Regions from separate parts of the Homo sapiens genome. Here region 2 is linked to region 1. A link is a loop called in an ENCODE intact Hi-C map of the cell type or tissue named here. Cell type or tissue: PC-3. All regions are shown on one strand. Each heading gives the region's core, and the rest is flanking DNA. Links, peaks and the distances in the headings are about the cores only.

What was found. Hi-C counts contacts between places; a loop is a spot of excess contacts. Peaks named below come from ENCODE experiments on the same cell type or tissue, not always from the same donor. Only the 100,000 strongest peaks of a DNase experiment are listed, where the experiment ranks them.
Region 2: a loop joins it to region 1, with 7 times the contacts of the local background. A loop is called at or near these places in 1 of 110 quality-filtered maps.

The regions. Positions count from the first base shown.
Region 1 is chr9:110,796,481-110,799,409 of GRCh38, forward strand. The region is part of intron 14 of MUSK (muscle associated receptor tyrosine kinase); the gene reads left to right. Among named protein-coding and RNA genes, the nearest start is that of MUSK, 130 kb to the left of the region's middle. In PC-3, for the core only: no CTCF peak of the experiment used is centred there; a DNase peak (open chromatin) is centred at 1,321; H3K4me3 peaks cover 587 bases; H3K27ac peaks cover 2,146 bases.
Region 2 is chr9:111,014,474-111,017,402 of GRCh38, forward strand. All of the region lies in intron 2 of LPAR1 (lysophosphatidic acid receptor 1), which reads right to left. Among named protein-coding and RNA genes, the nearest start is that of LPAR1, 23 kb to the right of the region's middle. In PC-3, for the core only: no CTCF peak of the experiment used is centred there; a DNase peak (open chromatin) is centred at 1,698; H3K4me3 peaks cover 604 bases; H3K27ac peaks cover 1,874 bases.

The DNA of each region.
Region 1 (2,929 bases), core at 315-2,814:
GATGCGGAGAAATAGGAACACTTTTACACTGTTGGTGGGACTGTAAACTAGTTCAACCATTGTGGAAGTCAGTGTGGCGATTCCTCAGGGATCTAGAACTAGAAATACCATTTGACCCAGCCATCCCATTACTGGGTATATACCCAAAGGACTATAAATCATGCTGCTATAAAGACACATGCACACGTATGTTTATTGCGGCACTATTCACAATAGCAAAGACTTGGAACCAACCCAAATGTCCAACAATGATAGACTGGATTAAGAAAATGTGGCACATATACACCATGGAATACTATGCAGCCATAAAAAATGATGAGTTCATGTCCTTTGTAGGGACATGGATGAAATTGGAAACCATCATTCTCAGTAAACTATCGCAAGAACAAAAAACCAAACACCGCATATTCTCACTCATAGGTGGGAATTGAACAATGAGATCACATGGACACAGGAAGGGGAATATCACACTCTGGGGACTGTGGTGGGGTCAGGGGAGGGGGGAGGGATAGCATTGGGAGATATACCTAATGCTAGATGACACGTTAGTGGGTGCAGCGCACCAGCATGGCACATGTATACATATGTAACTAACCTGCACAATGTGCACATGTACCCTAAAACTTAGAGTATAACAAAAAAATAAAAAAATAAAAAATAAAAAATAAATGCATGAATACCCAAAAAAAAAAAAAAAAAAAAAAAAAAGAAGGCATTTCAGCATGCAAACAAGTAATACTTTTAGGAATTACACTGACTTCATTGTAATGCATAGGAAAAATAAATAATTCACAAATAAAAAACAAACAAACAAAAAAAAAGTTTCAGTGGGGTCAAAGGATTTTTAGAGTTAGGGCAGTCGAGGCAGTGAACTAGGGTGAAAAAGGGAGGAAGTGATGAACAACAGGTAGAGTAACTGAAAATGAGATTATGGGAGGTATACAAATGTATGGAATGACAAAGTCAGGGGTATGACAATGTGAGTGATTAGCTGAAGTTGGGCAGAGGTCTAAGGAAAGGAAGTAAAGTAATTTAGTGGTCAGGATATTGGAAGGAATCTAGATAAATATTAAAAGCAAGAATTTCTATAGTAGTATCTCGAATAGTTTCTGGCACATTGTAGGCACTCTATAAATATTTGTTCAATAAATGAATAAACGATATTAAGTACATAACAATTCATCTTGAAAACACTTCTTCCATTTCCTCAACTCCTAAACATTCATTTATTCATTCTTCATCACACAAAAATCTGAATCTGGCTTCTGCCCCCTACCCTCCTTATTTACTTTCTCAAATAGTATACATTTAGTCATTAAACAAACATACATACATGCATATTTTCAAGATTATCAAGCAATTCCTGTTTCAACTTTTCTTAAAATGTTGACTCTGTATTCGTATACAGTTTATAACATCCTGAATTCCTGAAATTGATTCAAACAGAAACTATGTACAGTTTTCCAATTTAACCACAGTAGCATGCTTATACATCACTACTTGGAGTTTTCTCTCATTTTTATTGTCCAACAAGAACTGAAACTTATGTTGCCGTTTGTTAAATGCTATATCTAAATTCCATTTGGATATCCAATGAACACAGGTTCTATTTTTTATCAAGTATACATAAGCAGTAATCATTCATGCAAGTGATTCCACTACTCTCATAGTTTCTTGTAAGTTAATCCCAGTGAAATAAGATGACAATAGTGGAAGAAAGGGGAATTGGGAAAATCCATAAAATTCACTTCTATCAATAAAAGAAATCTACTTTGTTTTATATATTTGATACATCAGCCACTTATTGAACATGTTCGTATCTTAAAAATTGTTTCCCTTTTATTGAAATCCTAGTGGATAATGGTTTTGTAGTCATAAATTGGGAAAAATGGTATAACTAAAGAAATATGCAGAATTTTAGAATGGGAGTAGGCATTGAATATTATAGACTCTTACGGAATATTCTGGCAGTGGAGCAAACAGTAGAACAATCAGGTGAGATTATTCATTGAAGATGTCATGCTAAAGTTTAAAGACATGGCTTGGGCTAGGCATGAGGTTTTCTTATGCCCATCCATCTATGCATCCATCCTTAAATCTATCCATGCATCCACCTATGCATTAATTCATCCATCCACCCATCAACATATATTGAAAACCCATAGTGAGCCATGTGTAGTATTAGACCTGAGGTTACAAGGATGAATAAAATACAGTCTTCCTCTCAATAATTATTATATTTTGAAGTCCCACCTAAGAGTTGGGTTGGAGTAATTACAATATAGAAAACATTTTGAGGTCTTAAATAAATGTATATACATATATAATTGTAAATTATATCTATACACATGTATATATAATTGTTCATAATAATCACAAAGTAGAAATCTTTTGTATAGTATTTTCTTTATCAGAGTGGAAAATTTCATTAAATCAATTTAGTTCAAAACTTTATTTCTCAGAGAAATATTTTGTCATTTTTTTCCAGTATAAGAAATTATTTTTAAATCAACTCAACCAGCATAACAATGGTAAAGCCAGTTGATGAGATAGGTAAGTCCCTGTTAACTAAAGATTATCCAAAAAGGATCCCACAGAAGAAACTTCTAAGTATTATCCAGTTGGTATTTCTTTATTTTTTCCCTTTAGTTTACAGAAATGTGCTAATTGAGGTCCTTGGAATTAAAAATTAATGCCAAAATAAATAAGCCAAGATAGCAGTATTCCTCATTTCTCCTCTTTTTCAAACAGATACTTTTAACTTTTGCCTGAAAAAACCCAATAGATCTAATAATCTATTTTTAAGATGATGTGAAATTATGCCCATCTTATCTAATATTCCAAGTTCTCCAGTTTCCCTCTCAAATATATCAAGACTTTAAGATTTGAAAATGATCTTCTGGCTTTAAATCTAAGACTTTATTTATAT
Region 2 (2,929 bases), core at 329-2,828, 220 kb after region 1:
CACCACTTGAATGATCCGAGCCATTCTTTCGGATCTCTTCTCTACACTTAACACTAGACCCATCCTCTCAACCTTGGATCACATTAGAATGACCAGGTGTCTGCCCTGGCCTCTCTTTCAAAGACTGAGTCATGGCCTGAAGTGAGCCCCCTGCACATGGCATGTTTCAAAAGCTCCCCCAGGTGTTCTTAAAATAAGCCAAGGTTGGGTATTACTGGTGAAGACAATTTTTATCCATGCCCATGATTTTAAATACCAAATCTGGAGTTCTTTTCTGGGCTGTGTTCTCACACATCCAAATGCATTATAGAACCACCACCACCACCCTACATACTCCATAGGGTTTGCAAATTCAACATGTACCAAACTCTTCATCCTTCCTGTTCTAGGCTAAACTGTGTCCCCCCGAGAAATTCATATGTTGAGGTCCTAACTCCCAGTACCTCAGAATGTGACCACATTTGGAGCCAGGGTCTATAAAGAGGTAATTAAGTTAGAATGAGGTCATTAGAGTGGGCCCTAATCCAATATGACTAGGGTCCTTATAAGAGGAAGAAAGTTGGACACAGGCAGGTACAAACGAAAAACCACATGAAGACACGGGGAGGAGACCATCACATGCAAGGCAAAGAGAGAGGCCTCAGAAGAAAACAGTCCTCACAATTCTCTATGACTTCCAGCCTCCAGAATTGTGAGAAAATAAATTTTTGTTGTTTCAGCCACCCAGTCCGTGGGACTTCATGGCAGCCCTGGCAATCTAATATAAATACACTTCCCATGTCCTTGTTACTCTCTCCTACTTCGTCTCATTCAACGGTATTGTCATCCATTCACTATCACTCCTCCCCCTCCCTCACCCACCATATCTATTCAATAGCCAAGTTGCATCAATTCTTCCTCCTAAATGTCTTTCGTATCTACCTTCTTCCCTCCAAACCCACTGTTACTGCCTTAACTCAAGCCCTCTTAAGATATCTCAGTACTATACGATCTCAACTTATAGGTAGAATCTTAAAAAGTTGAACCAAGAAGTAGAGGGTAGAATGATGGTCACCAGAGGCTGGAGGCAAGGGATGAAGAACAGTGGGGTGGGAGATAGGGAGTTGTTGATCAAAGGGCACAAAGTTTCAGACAGACAAGAGGAATAGCTTCTTTCTGAGATCCACTGCACAGCAGAGTGGCTAGAGTCAATAATAATGCATTGTATATTTCAAAATAAGAGTAAATTTCAAACGTCTCACCATAAAAAATTATATAGGTCAGTGAAATGGAGGAAAAATAAAGATGTTTTCATAAATAACTTTTTTTAAAAAGCTATTCTAGTCCCTTCTACCTGCAACTATTTCTCCTGGGTGTTTGGAGAATAACCTTCCTAAAACAGAAATCTAGTATGGCAATGATCTGTTTCAAACCTTCCCATGGTTCCCCATTGCCCCAAGGCCAGCCTCCTCATGCACGGCAAACTGAGTCCTTCAGGTACTTCTGGCTTAGGCTATAATTCACCTTGCTTGTTAAGCCCCAGCACTTTGGATCTACTCAGAAATCCCCTAACATATAATGCTAATCCACACAGCTGTCTTTGCATATGCACTTGGCTTTTCCTGGAATACCCTCCCTTGTCCAAATTCTATGCCTGGCAAATATCTACTCATCTTTCCAGTCACAGCCTTTCAATGAAGCCTTTTATGGGTCCTATTCCCCACCCAGATTAATCACCACCTCCTCTATGCTGCTTCTGAACTTACACATACATCATTACACTGTGACCATATACCAGCAAATGTCACAAGCACAAATACCCACAGGGACCAACCAGGTATCATAAATACATGAAGTGCCAATGAAAACAGATCTTTAGCTTCCATGATACAGAAACTACACTTGCACGAGGAACAATCATAATGCCCACCTGTCTATGCTGACTTTTGAAACTTGACCTGAACAAATAAACTGTATGTGGGGCCAAATTCATTTAGCACATAGACTTCCAGTCTTGCAAACTCTGGCCAAAGGCATCAACTGTCAGAGCCTTCATTTCTCTTCCTTCTACTCCCTGAAGTAAAAAGACTCCACAAAATCCGTGCTCATAGGCTGATCTTTGTTCATGCTACTCTCAGTCAAGTCAATGCTTAAAGCACAGGAACCCACACTTAACTGACCACAAAGAGAGGATGCAGTATTGAGCTTAATAACCTTGAACTTACTGCTACTCAGTTCTTATCAAAAATATCCTTTTGCATGAAGTAATATTCATAGGAAACATCCTGAAAAGTATCTAATTCAGCACTCCACAAAGAATGTGGAATGTCTATGCTTGGACAGAGCCAGCAGTGAGCTGCTTGTCTGAACTGTCTTGCTTTGGCTCTTACAGAATGGCTTTTCTGAGATAAGCAATTGGCATTATGCCATTAACCTATATTGAGCAATACAGTTTTTTTTAACCCCATTGTCACATTCATTGTAAGATTGTATTTGGAGACACGACTCAATACATTAAAGTACCTAACGTTTGGAGAACCATGGATAAAATCCTCTCTCCTCCCAGCACATGAAGAGTTCTCCTCCCAGCACATGAAGAGTTGTCCCCCCTGGTTAGTCCTTATCTTCATGGGCTTTCTGGGTAACACAGCTCATTGAGTCCCCTCTTCATGTCAACTATGAGGAAGAACAGCAAAATGCGTGGCCCTTTTCTAATACATGAATAGCACCCTAAGGTGGGCCCTTGGTCTCGGTCTCTGCTTAAATTCACACTCACTTCCTCTTACCCCATTTCCTTCCTATGCTTATTAAATTTCACTATATTTAGTAGGAAAACAGACATGCAACTAACTTATAACATTGCATTTATCACATGGTACCTTCATTCAGTTCCCATCCCTCGAGTCTGAGTTTTTTGAAGGTGGGCCTCCATCACTAATGAGATATCAAA